Linked DNA regions of Homo sapiens: region 1 is linked to region 2. The links are chromatin loops, found by intact Hi-C in ENCODE. Cell type or tissue: chondrocyte. All regions are shown on one strand. Links, peaks and the distances in the headings refer to the core of each region. The heading gives the core; the rest is flanking DNA. Region 1 has its middle 72 kb from the start of TBX18-AS1. Region 2 holds the start of TBX18 (T-box transcription factor 18).

Region 1 (8,496 bases), core at 378-8,377, 150 kb before region 2:
CTTTGACAAACCTGAGAAAAACAAGCAATGGGGAAAGGATTCCCTATTTAATAAATGGTGCTGGGAAAACTGGCTAGCCATATGTAGAAAGCTGAAACTGGATCCCTTCCTTACACCTTATACAAAAATCAATTCAAGATGGATTAAAGATTTAAACGTTAAACCTAAAACCATAAAAACCCTAGAAGAAAACCTAGGCATTACCATTCAGGACATAGGCGTGGGCAAGGACTTCATGTCCAAAACACCAAAAGCAATGGCAACAAAAGACAAAATTGACAAATGGGATCTAATTAAACTAAAGAGCTACTGCACAGCTAAAGAAACTACCATCAGAGTGAACAGGCAACCTACAACATGGGAGAAAATTTTCGCAACCTACTCATCTGACAAAGGGCTAATATCCAGAATCTACAATGAACTCAAACAAATTTACAAGAAAAAAACAACCCCATCAAAAAGTGGGTGAAGGACATGAACAGACACTTCTCAAAAGAACACATTTATGCAGCCAAAAAACACATGAAGAAATGCTCATCATCACTGGCCATCAGAGAAATGCAAATCAAAACCACTATGAGATATCATCTCACACCAGTTAGAATGGCAATCATTAAAAAGTCAGGAAACAACAGGTGCTGGAGAGGATGTGGAGAAATAGGAACACTTTAACACTGTTGGTGGGACTGTAAACTAGTTCAACCATTGTGGAAGTCAGTGTGGCGATTCCTCAGGGATCTAGAACTAGAAATACCATTTGACCCAGCCATCCCATTACTGGGTATATACCCAAATGAGTATAAATCATGCTGCTATAAAGACACATGCACACGTATGTTTATTGCGGCACTATTCACAATAGCAAAGACTTGGAACCAACCCAAATGTCCAACAATGATAGACTGGATTAAGAAAATGTGGCACATATACACCATGGAATACTATGCAGCCATAAAAAATGATGAGTTCATGTCCTTTGTAGGGACATGGATGAAATTGGAAACCATCATTCTCAGTAAACTATCGCAAGAACAAAAAACCAAACACCGCATATTCTCACTCATAGGTGGGAATTGAACAATGAGATCACATGGACACAGGAAGGGGAATATCACACTCTGGGGACTGTGGTGGGGTCGGGGGAGGGGGGAGGGATAGCATTGGGAGATATACCTAATGCTAGATGACACATTAGTGGGTGCAGCGCACCAGCATGGCACATGTATACATATGTAACTAACCTGCACAATGTGCACATGTACCCTAAAACTTAGAGTATAATAAAAAAAAAAAAAAAAAAAAAGAAATGTTTTTTTTAAAAAAAAAAAAAAAAAAGAAATGTCAGGGGAAAGTTAATATTTTATTTCAAATTTCCTTCTTAATGACTGAGACATTACAAGAGGAGAAAGAATTGAAAGGGAAATATTTACTTATAAAACCAAAGAATTTAAAAATTAATCAGAAAACACTACAAATATGGTTTCATTTATTCTTCTCCTCCTCTTCTTCCTCTTTCTTCTCCATTTTAGAATTCTTCCACAGTTAATAGAAAGAGATTAGAAAATAACCTTCCTTAAATTAAGATATCTGTACATAAAAACCTAGCTTACCTGACAAACTTCCTGAAGAATTTGGCAAAGCTCTTGGGGTAGATGTGGATGTTTTCTCCTGGTATTCCTCAAATACCAGCAGAGAAGGTACACTAGTTCCTCACCTAATCCATTATTTCAGGTCTTGCCTTATGACAGCATTTCTCAAGTGTGTTTTTGTTAATAGAGTCAATGGCTTTCCATACCTTACTCAAGAAAAGAGATTCCTTGATGAAAGAATTTTAGGAAAAGAAAATCAGGAAAATTAAGTTGTTGTGCTTTGTACATGTTTGTTTGCTTAGCAGTTAAGACTTCCCATGATCAAGTGTGAATAACTCTCTCAAATAATATACTATTTAGAACTGTCACAATCCCAAATGAAAAGAACGCAGGCTTTATGCGTTTAAAATCTAAGTTTCAATCTGTCAAGACTCTGGGAAGGTGCCCTAATCTTTCTCTTTCTTCATTTCTTAATTTGTAAAATGGGAATGGAAGTAGGTTCATAGCATCACTACAAAGAGCAAATATGATTGTTCATGTAAAGTGTCTACTCAGCACAGTGCCTGGCACATGAGCAGCCTCCAATAAATGGCAGTGATAATCCTAATGGAACATACCCCTTGCAATGACAATTGATCTTTGTGCATAGGGCAGCAGTATTCTTCCTGTGGGATTAGTGTTCAACAACCTTGGAAGAGGAGCATTCTCATTGCAAAAGAAAATTGTCAGGAATGACACAGATCTTCTCTCACCAGATATATCTTCCTCAGGTTCATGAACTTTTAACCAGTATGGGTCATGAATATGAGCTAAATTATTTTGTGATAAAATGTCCAGAATCAAATATTCCTTCAACCCCACAACAACCTAGAGATAACAAGCATTTTCAGGGAGACTTGGCTAAATTTCAGAATTTTTTTTTTTTTGCATTCATTTTGAAACTCTCTTCTTATCCAAAGACCACAAGCAGTTGAGCCTTGAATTGATCATCTGGATTCCATCATGTTACATTTGTTTCTATTTGTGCATTTTGTAGTATGCACTCTTTTCATCATGGTTGCCATAGATTCCATTGAAATTTTAAAATTTAAATTACAGTAGGAACATTAAATTCTCCCCTAGAATTTACATTAAATTCATCTTAATATAAAAAATTAAAAAAATTACTCATTTTGTTATTCATTCAGTCATTCATTTCTATGCAGAAAATTCTGGTTTTTGCCTGTGCTATTTAGTTATCTCTGCCTACCAAGCTCTTACGCATTCTCAGATCTCTTTCCTTCTAAAAGTCTATAATAACCTCTTCAGCCAAAGACAATTTCCCCCCTCACCTAGAAACCTACATATATTTCAAATGGCATGTGTTACCCACCACCGTGGAGGGGAGTTCTACATATTGCATGTTTTCCATCTCCCCAAAAAGACCATGACTGCTTAAAGAGATGACCTCATCATCTCTGTACTCTCCATAGTATAATACCTTGTATATAATTTGTTGTCAATAAATAGTCATGCACTTCTGTGGTTACCAAAAGGTTAGATTGCTTCTGGTAGCACAGTGGTTTTTTAAAAACCATATTAATTTTTCCATGTTCTGAAAGTAAAGATAAAGGAAAAAAATTTATCTGAGCAATGCAGAAGTCAAGATGGATTTTGCTGGAGGAGTGGAAGGACAGAGGTGAAAATTTGTAGTCCAGCTCTTCCTTTTCTTTCATCATAAATAGTGTTTTGACTCATGTGACATGATCTTAACATGTGCATATATCAAAGAATCCCTGAATGGAGATACATCATGAAATAAAGGCAAAAAGTGTATTTCTTCTTTTCCCTTACTTTTGAAAAAAATTCCTAAATTTAAAAATAGTCCCTGTTCTGCATTCATTATTCAGATATTTTTCATAGCCAAATGGTTACATAGAATGGGGATCCTGTGGGTTAATGGCTCCAAGAACTATAAAAAATAACAAAACTAAAGTAAAAGAGTTGATATAGAGGAGATTTTTGAAGACTAAAAAACATGACAAAATTTAAAAATCCACTAAACTCTACAAACAACTCTAAAGCTCACAGTCCTATACAATATTGTCACCTTGAAATCTGATTTCTGAGCTCAGCACCAGCAAAATGGCTACCAAAGAGTGATGACAAGAAGCAGTAAAGTATTCTCTGTACTGTCACCAACTGAGATCGTAGTAAAGGACACACTATTCTACGGCTTCACTTAGATGAGGGCATAGGATCAGAAAAGAAAACAAGGGCACAAATGGGTGACTTTGAATTCATCAGAGCACAAAACACAAAGTAGCAAATAATTAGACTGAGACAGAAAGTATTAGCAGAAAGGTGAGTCTAAGAATTCTATCTAAACTTCAACTAAATGTGATCAAAACCACTAATGGGGTTAAATTGAACACTCAGCAACCTGGATAGACTTAGGGCAACCATCTAAACTACAAAAGAAACATTTGCCTGTCAGGAAAATGAAACATTGGAATCCACCCTTGAAGAAAAGTGTGGCACCAGCATTCCTGAAAATCTTTCAAAGAGAATACACCAACTTCTGTGAGTATGGCCAGGTTCATGACTGATGGTGCAAACTTATTGCTAAGATAGGTTGGGTTGGAAGAGTGGGACAACCTTCCAAAAGGCAAATGGACTCAATGACTTCCCTTAAAATAAACATATATCCTTCAAGAGAATATATCTACAAAGAATATAAAAATGAATGTAATATTTATAGGTAGTTTTAAGGTTAATAAACAAAATAACCTAGAGCAAATGGTAGGCAGCAATATGAGGCATTAAGAAAGGGAAGACAACCCTTAATGAGTCCTAAAGGAAGGACATCTCTTAAAATACTAAAGGAAAATCTAATAAAACACAAAGGAATTAAAATACTATAAATAATCAACTTTGTCCTTTTTTAAATTTATGTTACTCATTAAGATCAAATAGTGCCAATTTTTGTTGAGAAATATTGTTTGTTTGGCATGTTAATGAAAGAATGAATGAATGAATGTGCGTTTATTGAGCACCTGCTTTTTCCCAAGCCCTAGGCACTTTCTCAATTATCTCATTTAATTCTCACAACAACCCTGTCAGTTAGGAATTATTATCCCAATTATATTATTAAGAAAATAGACTCATAAATGTTAAAGAGCCCAAAGACACACAGCTATTGTAATAAAGAGCAGGGCCAGATTTCCAACCCAGGTCTTTTGATTTCATGCTGCATTTTCTGTTCAGAAGGAAACTCATTGCTTCTCTTTCTAAAAATAAATCATCATTGCTGGCAAAATTTTGCTTGTCCAAAGGACTTCTGGATCTACCTGGAGACCTTTGGAATCAGCACCAAAATTGGAACCGTTTAATGAGAGTCTGGGCAATTACCCCATCATGCCCAGCAAACGGGAAAATGAGCCTTTGGCTTGACTCATGTATTTAACTGTTGTTTCAGGAGAGGCCCAAAAGGAAAAGTGGTTACGTCAATTGTATTTTAAAAGAGTGACTAAGTTGTGAGCATTTCCAAAAACATATTTTTCTTCAGAGTTTAGTTTTACTATCTTTGGAGACAATGACTCAGGCATCTCTTTGTTGCCTGCTCTCTAATTAGCAAGTTCTAAAGACATCGCACTCAGAAAAGAGGAAAAGTAGCCTTGATTTTGTTCAAAACTTCACTCATATCGTCCCCTAAATGAACTTCTAAAAATGCTATCAAGCTACTACAGAAGCTGATGAAAGGAGAAAGTACACCGCCTGTTACAACAAGCTTCCCTAGAAGCACAAGCCCAGCCCTCTGACACAGGCTTTCAAAGGTTGCCAAGGTCTTCAGACACACGTTTTATCAGACACCTATTTACTCTGTGACCCTCTAGAGTGCCAGTCAAGTGCTGGTGGGTTGTAAGATACACAGTTTTATCACCACTTCCTAACGTGAAGAGAACCAGAACCAGAACACAGGAGGGGAAGAGAAGGAAGAAGACTGGAAGGGTGAAGAGCAATTTTTCCAAATCAGTCTAAGGGAGAATTGGGCCATAGCATTTTTTTTTTCACATGAAAACATGATGAAAAAGAAGAAAAAAGGCCCACACGATTTGTTTTATGGACTTTCAGAAGAAACTGCCTCAATGCTCTGCATCCCAGGAGCTGTTAAACTCTCTCTTACTTCCAGGCCTCCCAGTGACTCCCTGCAGAGAAGGGCATTACTGAGATTGCAGCTGATTGCGGCTGAGCTGCTGCAGTCAGGCTGCACTCAGTTTGATAGTCCCAAGAGAAATGGAGCGTAGGACATTTAGGTTTCAGCATCACCAAGGCGTTTTCAACAGAGGCGAGTTCCTGATTATGAGGGAATGTGGCAGGTTTGTTTTACACAGTTATCAAAACCCCAAACATTTTAAGAGACCGAGCACTGAATATGTTATACACTGGCAGAGTGTGGGGTGATTCTAGGATCATTAATTAGCAAACACCCTTGAGTCACCTATTTAGAACAATGAATGAAATGCCGTAAGAAAATTCTGAAACAGAGTGAGTCAAATCACTCCAGTAGACTTTGCTAGGGGGGCTGTGAGGGTTTAAAAAATATTTAGTTACAAATTTTTTAAAATCAGATAATTCACCTGAAAATACAGATATTTGACTTCTCTTTAACAGTCGAGAGACCCGACAACGTTGAGGAGATCCACATTTCAGCATGATATCAGCAAGCAGCCAACACTGAGAATCCCTGACCCTTTTATTCTCATTATTTAATTGACAAAAATAATTGTATATATTACATATTTATGGAGTATAATGTGATAATTCGATACATGTTTACATTGCGGAATACTAAATCAAGTTTTATCAAATGTATCACCTCACATACTCATCATTTTTTTGCAGTGAAAATATTTAAAATCTACTATTTTAGTAATTTTGAAATATACAAGCATTATTATGTATTATAGTTGCCATTTGGTGCAATAGGTCACTAAAGCTTACTCTTCCTGTCTGACTGAAATTTTGTACCCTTTCATCAACATCTCCTCTTCCCCATCCAGATCCTTTTCCCAACTCATGGTAACTGCCATTCCACTATCTATGTGTTCAAGTATTTTGTATTCCACAAATAAGTGGGAGCATGCTGTCCTTGTCCTTTTTTTTAAGTTTAATTTTATTTTTAGTTGACACATAATAATTATACACATTATGGGGTACAATGTGATGTTTTGATATATGTGTACACTGCATAACCATCAAATCAAAGTAATTAGCAGGTCCATCACCTCAAATATTTATTATTTTTTGTGGTTGAAACATTCAAAATCCTCTCTTCTAGCTATTTTGAAATTACTTGTTTGTTAACTATGGTTACCTTGCTGTGCAATAGAACATCAGAACTTATTCCTCTATCCTAACTGTAACTTTTACCTGTTGACCGACCTGTCCCCATCCCCTCCCCCATCACTTCTCCAGCTTCTGATAATCATTATTCTACTCTCCACTTCTTTTCTTTTTTTTTCCAACTTTTTTTTTAAATTCAGGGGGTACATAGGCAGGTTTGGTATCTGGACATATTGCATGATGCTGAAGTTTGGGGTATGAATGATCCTATCACCCAGGTACTGAGCATACTACCCGATAGGTAATTTTTCAACCCCTGACCCCGCTTCCTCCCTCCTACCTCTAGTGATCCCAAGTGTCTATTGTTGCCATTTTTATGTCCATGTCTACTCTCTACTTCCATTAAGATAAATTTTTTTAGAGTTCACATATAAGTAAGACCATGCAGCATTTTTCTCTCTATATTTAGCTTATTTCATTTAATGTCTTCCATGTTCATCCATGTTGTTGCAAATGACAGGATTTCATGCTCTTTTATGGCTGAATAGTATTCCATTATGTGTATATGCCACATTTTCTTTATCCATTCATTCATTGATGAACACTTAGGTTGATTCTATATCTTGGCTATTGTGAAGAGTGCTGCAATAAACACTGAGTGCAAGTATCTCTTTGAAATACTGATTTCATTTCTTTTGTATATATGACCAGGAGTCGGATTGCTGAATTATACAGTAGGTCTGTTTTTTAGTACTTTGAAGAACCTCTATACTGTTTTTTATAATGACTAATTTACATTCCCACCAACAGTGAGTGTTTCCCTTTCTTCACATCCTTGCCAACACTTGTTATCTTTTGTCGTTTTGATAATAGCCATTCTAACTGGAATGAGGTTCTTATTATGATTTGGATTTGGATTTCCCTGATGATTAGTGATACTGAACAGGTTTTATAAACCTGTTGATCATTTGTGTATCTTCTTTTGAGAAATGTCTATTCAAGTCTGTCATCCATTTTAAAATCAGATTTTTAAAGCTATTGAGTTGTTTGAGTTCCTTATACATTCTGAATATTAACCCTATGTCAGACGTACGGTTCACAAATAATTTCTTGCATCCTGTAGATTGTCTGTTCACTACATTGATTATTTCCTTTGCTGTGCAAGGAGGTGAAAGATCTATCCACTGAAAACTATAAAACATTGATAAAAGAAATTGAAGAAGACGCAATTGAAAAGATATCCTGTGCTCATTGATTAAAATAATGAATATTGTTAAAATAACCATACTACCTAACATGATGATACATTTAATGTAATCCCCACCAAAATGCCAACGACACTCTTCACAGAAATAGAAAAAACAATGCTAAAATTCATATGAAACCACAAATAACCCCCAAAACCAAAGCAATCTTGAGCAAAAAGAACAAATCCGGATGCATCAAACTATCTGACTTCAAAATATACTACAAACTTATAGTAACTAAAGCAGTATGGTATTGGGAGAAAAACAGACAAATAGACCAATGGAATAGAATAGGGAGTCTAGAACTAAATCCACACATCTACAGCCAACTGATT
Region 2 (8,496 bases), core at 214-8,213:
TGGGAAAATAAATAGGAGACAAACTTAGAAGAAAAAGGAATAATTATTAAGCTTATTAAGAATTATATTATCTTCCTCAGCACAAAACCCCATTTGGAATATGGGTTTTAAATCAAGTATATTTAAAAAATGAACTTTAATGTTTTCTAGCTTCTGTCATGTGGTAGATCATTTTAGCAAAACTCCCTAATGACTTATTTAATTAAAATAACTTATACACAAAACAAATAATAAGACTGTCTTTTTTATTACCCCTTTCTGTAGTATTCTATATGTCCATGTACTAACTAAAATCTGTGTACTTTTGATACCAGTAGGCTATTTCAAAAAAGCGACTCCTTAAATTGTTGAAGTGATAAAAAACAAATCTGATTTTGTTTAAACTTACTAAAAGCTCTGTCCCATGCAACAACAAAAAGCGAGAAAGAAACGAAGACAAGCAAAATTTAAAACAGTATCTTCGAATCTTCCAAACACATAAAACTTCCTTATTTAAATGTTAATGTTTTTAGCTCTTCAGAAAAATATAAAGCATTGTCACTGAAAATTGCTGATTTGTTTTCTTGCAAAAAAAAAAAGAGTAAAGATTGGTTTGAAACTGAAGAACGTGTATATTTTCAAAATTTACTTGATCTTTACATAAATATGTCCTCTTTCAAAATCCAAATATTAGAAGTTTTTAAAAGTTATAACACATACCAAAAAAACAACAGAAAGGTAAAAATTTATTACCAGTTTAGTGATGTCTTAATATCACATAAATTAGAAGATTTTTATTTTTCTTACTTGTAGAAAACCTTAAATAATATTCTGAAATTAAAAAAAAAGCCTACAAACATTGATGGTTTTGTATGTAACAAGATAAAGGAAATTTACATGACCAAAAGATCACAAAGAAATTATGACTTTCCATTTAATATAATTTATATCTATAAACATTACATAACATTTCCTCTCAAAATTCGAATTGAAGTGTAAGTCAATATAAAAGACACATTTAGTTTGGCAACACCAAATTATCCCCTTTAAAAAGTTCTCAGTATTTGAAAACATTTCTCTATCTATTAAAAACAAAACAAAAATTAAGTTTCCACATTTGCCGCAAGAAAAGGCACCATCTGGGCCGCTGGCACCCATGGGCGTTAAAGTATGGATCTGGAAATTCTACAGACTTCTGGAAGCAAAGATCACAGTCCTCACAGATCAAACAGGCACTAGCCTGCAAAATCCTAGTGTTTTTTTTTTTAATTGTTCAGTATCTAATCACTGTACCTGTATCTTTTGTTGTCCACTGGTACAATATCCATGGCAATGTAATATTGCTGGTGAGGATCTAATCCAGAGATCTTCACTCTCATTGCTGGAAACATGCGCCTATTTAAAAAGGCGAAGAGAAAGAGGGTTTGGGGTTTTTGTTTGTGACTAAGGATGGAGCGTGAATAAGCAAAGAAACCTCTTGGATCTCTATTTTTAATATGGATAAATTTATAGTATTCACTTTGCCAATGTAATTCAAGGAGTCAGGACATAGAACATATCAGAACTGAGATTTTTAAATGTAATTTGTTGCACCCTGTGTACATGTGTTCTGTGTTTACTGAAATGTCAGTATAGCTAAAAGTAAAATAATTTTACACTGAGGGAGTAATGGCACAAAAGAAAGCATCTTATTTTTTAAACAAAATCGATAAGCATATTTACTTTAGTAATACAACTAATAAAATGTAACAAATGGTAGAAATACAAAATTTGGATCTCTGAAAGTGATAAAATACATTATAATGTGAAATTTTTAAAGGGTTATAAAAAACCACAAGGAGCCAATGTGCCATGCTATAACCAAACAATATGTTCTTTATTGAGACAGGACTTCCTGTCTGCAGCATGGTAAAGGTGAAGTGCAAAAGTTGCTCTAAATTTGAAAGGTATAGTAAAACTTCTTTATTGAAAGCAGAAACTAAACACAACGTATATTTACCAAATCATTTCTTCCCCCGCCATACCATGAAAATGTTTTCTTACTTAACCACACTTAAAACTTTGCTAATTAAAACAGATGAAAATTTGCATTTATCCTGGCTTCCCAAAGATGCATATCAAAGGAGATGCTAGAGTAAATGCACCCATCCTTTTAAAAAGGCACAGCAGCAAAGAATACAACAGTAAATTATTGTATATAAAAAACAAATACAGCAGTTTGATTTTTAAATATCATTTAATGACTTACGTTTAAGTCCCTTCCAAGGAAATCTAATTTTTGTTAATTTAACCTTATAACAGAAATTTTAGTAGTTATTTACCAAATTTTTTTCTATAACAAAAATACCATGAAAGACTACTCCTAGAAAAAAATAAAGTCTATTACTCCTAACTAGGTATGGGAACAGTTTAATACGCTGGCTGTTTTAGTATTATTTCAGTGCACCTGTAAGATAAAGAGTAAAGGTCTTTAACTACATCCTTTATAAGACAACTATTGCTTTGTGTTGGTGAAGACTGAATTTGGATCATTAATAAAAGCTCTGTGAAAATGTAGAAGGTAGCATATGGATTCAATAAAATATGTTTTTTTGTAATTTCTAATAAGTTTGGATACTTTTTATGCTATCCAGGTTTTTACCATGTGTACTCCCTGAAAGAGTTGTGTGTGCTTTCTAAAGTTCCGTTTAAGGAAGCTTATTATTCATAGATTTCACTGCACTAAATAAACTGAAAACTTTAAAATGCAAATATTCATGTGCCTACCTCAAATTAATATGATCTGCCCAACAAATCCATTTATTTTACTAACCAATGGATGGGAAAATTTCACACTTTTTAAAAAACCGATGTACCTTTTTATAAAAAATTTTTAAGTATTCCTCAGCAAATTCAGGCTGTGTTGGATTCCATTTAGGACAAAAATAAATAAATAAATAACCAGGTACTCTAAATCTATAAACAGGATGCTTTTTAAAAATCAGGGTAATTATTCTTGCACCTATACATGATTAAACATGTATTGTGGGTGAGTCCAGTGACTTTTCCTCCTAGTCTAATATGAAATAGCAGGACAGATCATCTTATCAAATTGCCAGGATATCTTCTGATAAAGAACCAATCTGCCTGGGAGTTTCAAATCTGAAAAAGCAAATCATAGTTTACTGGAGTAAACTGCTGTTTAAAAATAAAAGAGAAAGGAAAAAAAAAAGAATGTTTCCTAGTTCCAGAACTGACAACTAGAGCCTAAATAAATACCTGGACAAGGGTAAATATGACCTCAAATTTATAACCGCCCTGAACGCAGAACATCAACCGCGACAGCTGTGGCATCAGCGGCGACAGTAATTTTCTCCCTGGCATTCAACCAGAGGGCAGTTGGACTGTGCACCGACTGCACTAGTGGTGGGTAGCCAAAGCTAGCCTCCAAAGTGAACCACGGTCTGGGGCCTGGTCCCGTTTGACCGAAAATGCTATCCAGAACCCCCACCGAGCTGCAGGCCCTTCTTCCTGATTGAGCTAGAGGTGAGTGAAGACAGGGTCTGGGGTAGGGAGGGGCGTCCACGCCAGCTTGCCCATTACCTGCCGGCCTTGGTGATGATCATCTCAGTGCCTATCTCATGAAAGCGCTTCCAGAGCTCGGCTCCCTGCAGATCCACCCGCGGGGCCTGCGGCGAGGGCAGAGGGGTCCCGGGCCGGGCCAGGGAGCGCGCCGGAGACCCCTTGGGGGAGCCTCCCGGTGACGCCAGAGGGGAAGCTCCCTGCTGGAAGCCGTCCTCACAGCCGCCTGGACAGCAAAGGACAGAGAAAGGGAACTGGTGAGGGAAACAGAGGGGAAGCCAGCCGCGGAGACGGGCCCACCTGGTGGCTGAGAAGAGGAAAATGACCGGGAGAAAAGGGGAAGCTTTGGTGCCATCAGGTCCTCCTAAAGAACAAGCCAGTCGATAGACACCCACATTCTGCCTGTCGAAGGGGCGCATTCAGAGCTCCAGTGTGGCCTGCTTGGTCCCCAAGTCCCAAGCCCGGGAGAGGCGCGCGGGCAGCGTCCACCCCACCCGCTGGGCCTCCGCAGGGCCAAGGCCCCAGCAGAAAAGGCTTCACGCCGCCGCCGGGGTCTGGGACGCTTGCCCGACGGAGTCAGAGGAGCTCCCGGGTCCAGAGTCCCCAGTGCAAACTCCGACGCAACCTGCGCCTCGAAGCGCAAGCAGCAAAAGCGCCCGGACTCTGGTCCCAAGAGCCTGGGCCTCCTTAAGCCATAAGCGTCTGCGGCGCCTCGCTTTGGGCCTTCTTTTGGGCCGGGCCGGAGGCATCTTCTAGAAGGCTCTTCAGACCCCGCTTTCGCCAAACTCCCGGCGCCCTGCGCTTCCAGCCCAGCAGAGAAAAGTGTGAAAAGCAAGCCCGCGGTCGCCGTCGGCCTTGGCAGAGAAATCAAGAGGAGAAGGGAAGGGAACCGCTCAACTACCCTTCGGGAAACCAAGTTTCCAAATATGCCGCCCTCTTCCTGGTTTGCACAAACGGTTTAGGGCATTCGTTCCGGTTTCAGGGTGGGGTATGCCGTCGCTCCCCTCCTCCCCGCCCTGTGCTTTTAAAAGTTAGGAAACAAAAAAGAGCACCCATTGGCTGGAACCCCAAGGGAGGCAGATGCAGGAAGCACAGAGCTGCACCGCTAGGCGCAGCAAACAGCCGCGGCCGAAGGCGCGGGTCGCCGAGTGGGCGGCGGCCGCCCGCGAGGCGAGCCTGGAAGCAGTATCTGAACCGTCTGGAGGGTGACCAGGTTGCGCGGCGAGCTTTGCGACTGACACGGCCAATGCGCTAGTGGCTGAGTGGCCTTGGCCATGTAGGGACGCGGCGCGCACGCACACCCACAGACTCGCAGAAGTTCAGGTTCGCGCCGGAGAGAAGTTATAGGCAGGAAGGGGCCCACTCACCCGCGGCTCCGCGCTCCAGGTCTGCGCCACTCCGAGCCGGCCCAGACGTCGCCCCAGCCGGCGGCGGGAGCGCAGCGCCTTCGTCTCCCTCAGAAGAACCCTTTTCGCCCGCGCCGCCGCCGCGGCTGCAGCCTCCGTCGTCCACGGCCCCCGCCGCCTCTTCGGCGCCCAGTTTTCGCCGCTTCTTCTGAAGCTGTTGCTGCTTCTCGGCGCCGATCAGCGCCTCCACCGAGAAAGCGTGCGCCTTGAGGCTTAGCATGCTGCACGGCGAGCCCCTTCGCTTCTCGGCCATCCCCCCCGCCCCGCGCCCGCCCGCCCCTCTCTCATATACACTCACGCGGGCACACGCGCGCTCTCGCTCTTCCCCCACCAAAAACTAAAAGGCTCTCGGGGCCTCCCGAGATCTGCCCCCTTCCCCACCGCGGGCAAAAAACAGATTTGGCGTTTCCGCTTTCTCGCTTGTGTTGGGATCCAGGAACCGGCGACGCGCCGGCCAAGTCTCCTTTCCTGGGTCTCTCTCGCGCGCTCTCTCACTGATGCACTCCTTTGCTCCCACCCCTTCCACCTCCTCCTGCTGCTCCGAGGTCTGCCTCAACTGATGCGCCAGAGAGGACTAACATGGGTAAAAAACACTCTGTGGACACAAATTAGGGATTGTAATTGAAATTTGTTGCCTTGATCTGTCAGCACTTCCAGGCAGGAGAGCGGTGGGAAGAACTTGCTCATTAGTGTCAATAAAGCGGCGGGGGCGGAGCCCGGGTCCCTGTCCATCACCCAGACGGCCGGCCAATCAGGAGGCGCCGACTCCGCGCAGCCCGCGCCCACTTCCTTACAAGGTAGCGAAAAACCAGGAGTGAAAAGCGCCGCTGTCTGGCTTGGATGTGCCAGCCACACGGACGCTGAACTCTGTCTCTCTGACGTCCGTAGCTGAGTCCAGCCCCGTAGTCTCCAGCTTTCCTCACCAGGACCTGGAAAGGCGGAAGTTCCCGGCTTTAAACTAGACGTTCAACAAGTTAGAAAATCAGGAATCTTTCAAGGTTCCGTAAATTGCCGTCCCACTTCCGTATCGCTTAATGTTGCTACAACTCAGAATATTGGGAAGCTGGGAAGAATTCGCAGGCCCCTCCTTTCTCATTTAAATGTTCCTGCACTCAGTCTGCGCCAGATATGGCTTAGGCTTATTTAAACTTTACTCCGTGATTTTTTTCTTAGGGGATACCAGGTTAAGAAATATGTAAATCCTTTAGGAGTGCAAAATGTTACGTTAACGCTCAGTCCGTCATATAAATGTCAGAAAAAGCACGCCCTTTCCGCAGCCCACCTTTTCTTTCAAAGAGTGGTAGTTATTTTAAAACGTAGGTCATGGGATTTTCATTCTGTACGTCTTTAACGATATGGACAACTTTAAAACCCCTTAAAACTTCGCAAAATGAAATAAGTATGAAGACGCAATAAAATTCCCCATTTGAAAAACTTCTCTGTGATTTAAGTAAGTTTATATTTGTCCTACTGTTGACAATTTACAATCGTTACTTCAGGCTTTTAAGGAGTCCATTGATGTATTTAAAACAAATTTAATAAAATCAGTGCTTTTTAATTAAATGACACCAAACATATATATTTGTACAATTTGTTTTGTAGTTTCAACTCGACTTTTTGTTAGGATTAACAAATATATATATATATGTTTGGTATAAATAGAGCAAATCTCTTGTGGAATAAAATTAATCGTGCATATTACTCCATCTTTTGTATAAAATACACGGCAGGCCGGGCGCGGTGGCTCACGCCTGTATTCCCAGCACTTTGAGAGGCCTACGCGGGCGGATCACGAGGTCAAGAGATCGAGACCATCCTGGCCAACATGGTGAAACCCCCGTCTCTACTAAATAAATAAATAAATACAAATAGTAGCTGGGCGTGGTGGTGCACGCCTGTAGTCCCAGCTACTCGGGAGGCTGAGGCAGGAGAATCGCTTGAACTCGGGAGGCGGAGGTTGCAGTGAGCCCAGATCGCGCTACTGTACTCCAGCCTGGCGACGCAGCAAGACTCCGTCTCTGTCTCTCTCTCTGTCTCCATATGTGTGTGTGTGTATATATATATATATATATATGACAAAGGAATTTTTTCCTCTCCCTCGTCCCTCGTTTAATTCAATCTCCGCAACCGTTGGCTGCCCTTTTATCTCTGACTTCTCTGTAAACTTTCAGTAGAGTAGCATTTGGGGGTAGATCCGCCACTGAGACTGATCCTTTTATTGTAGAAGAGAACGCGCGGTTCCTGGAGGCCGGACACCACAGCGGGAGTAGGAACCTGGCAGGCGATGAGCAGAGGCACGAGCAAGCCGCCCAGCCAAACCTGGCAGCCTTGAGGTCAAAAATGATTTTGTAATATCCTTGCGGAGGAAGCCTCTTTTAGACGCCTGAGAAACAAACTCAGTTGGGAGGAGGTGTTTTGCATTTTACAAAATGAAGGCTTTGCGACCGGTTTAGAGCTGTGTGGTCCCTAGTGGGTCTCCAAGCTCCGGGGTACCCTAGGCCGGTATTACATCATTAAAAAGAAGCGCAAATCCCATTTCTGAAGCTTAGCCGAAGGCAGGCGCCGGCAGGGAGAGCTAAGAGGCCGCCTAGAGAGTTTGGGCCGGGAGTGGGAGTGGGACAAGGCGGGAGCTAACTTAGCTGGAGTAGACGCCAGAAGAAGTTCCGTTCAGCTGAGGTGCCCCGCCCCAATCCCAGGCTCTCGGGGACCCCAAGAAGGGAGCTACCCGGTGCTTCTCCGAGCGGTCCTTACAGCTTTGGAGACTCTGCTGCTGCCCAGGGGTGTAGTCGTCGGAGCCCTCGGGCCTGCTGGGGCTCAGCAGGGGTAGTGGGAGCCCCTACCCTGGGAGAAACTGCCAGGGACAAACACTGTTTGCTGACGCAAAGCCTGTTCCGCAAAGGAGTTCTCCCTGTATATGTCCTGCAGCTCAAACTGATTTAGAAAGGGATACACAGGCCTGCAAGGCGCTCTCGGGATCATACAGCCTCACGCCCTCTTCTTTTCCTCTGCCATTTCTTTATGTCTTTCGCCTTCACCCTGGGCAGCAGACCCCAGCAGGCGGGGAAACCCGGGGACTGGTGTCCGCATTGCCGAAAGGCTGGAAAGCAGAGCCTCGTCTACATCCACGATGTTTCTAGAACGTGGCCCTTAGAAATAATTCAAGTGTGAGTAGGGCGCCGAGGACAGGACAAGGCGTTTGCCCCCTAGTCCTGCTACTGGCTAAGGAGAATCATAGCAGTAGAGCCGCACCACTGCTGCCGCCGCCTCCAACTTGCGTTAAGTTCGGCTCAGGCTACTGGATTGGGCAGGACCAGCTAACCCAGGTCCCGAGGGGCAGTGTGTCACAGACTGCAGCCCACTCCAACCTCGGCTCCTGGAGAAGGGGCGTCGAATCTCTCTTGGGCATGGGAGGGAAAGACATTCCGAGTTGGCTGGGCGGAGTGGCAGCCTTGAGAGTGACGAGTGACAGCAAAGCCTCGTCCTAGCAAGGCCTTTTACCAACAGCGCGGCATGCCCTTTCGAGGAGAGCGCCAGGCCCTCGCACTTTGCA

Evidence for each region. A loop is a pair of places that touch in the nucleus more often than their neighbours do. Peaks named below come from ENCODE experiments on the same cell type or tissue, not always from the same donor. Only the 100,000 strongest peaks of a DNase experiment are listed, where the experiment ranks them.
Region 1: a loop joins it to region 2, with 2.4 times the contacts of the local background. A loop is called at or near these places in 4 of 110 quality-filtered maps.

Annotation. Positions count from the first base shown.
Region 1 is chr6:84,613,169-84,621,664 of GRCh38, forward strand. No RefSeq gene overlaps it. Among named protein-coding and RNA genes, the nearest start is that of TBX18-AS1, 72 kb to the right of the region's middle. In chondrocyte, for the core only: no CTCF peak of the experiment used is centred there; no DNase peak of the experiment used is centred there.
Region 2 is chr6:84,758,983-84,767,478 of GRCh38, forward strand. TBX18 (T-box transcription factor 18) reads right to left here and starts at 5,616. Exons shown (of 8, transcript NM_001080508.3): 1 at 4,908-5,616; 2 at 3,562-3,766; 3 at 1,273-1,374. The coding sequence starts at 5,199. LOC124901353 (a long non-coding RNA gene) reads left to right here and starts at 3,359. Exons shown (of 2, transcript XR_007059666.1): 1 at 3,359-3,504. RefSeq lists enhancers at 4,349-4,933, 4,934-5,517, 5,529-5,823. In chondrocyte, for the core only: CTCF peaks have their summits at 3,856 (motif pointing left), 4,058 and 5,793; DNase peaks (open chromatin) are centred at 3,779, 3,909, 4,929, 5,729 and 1 weaker place.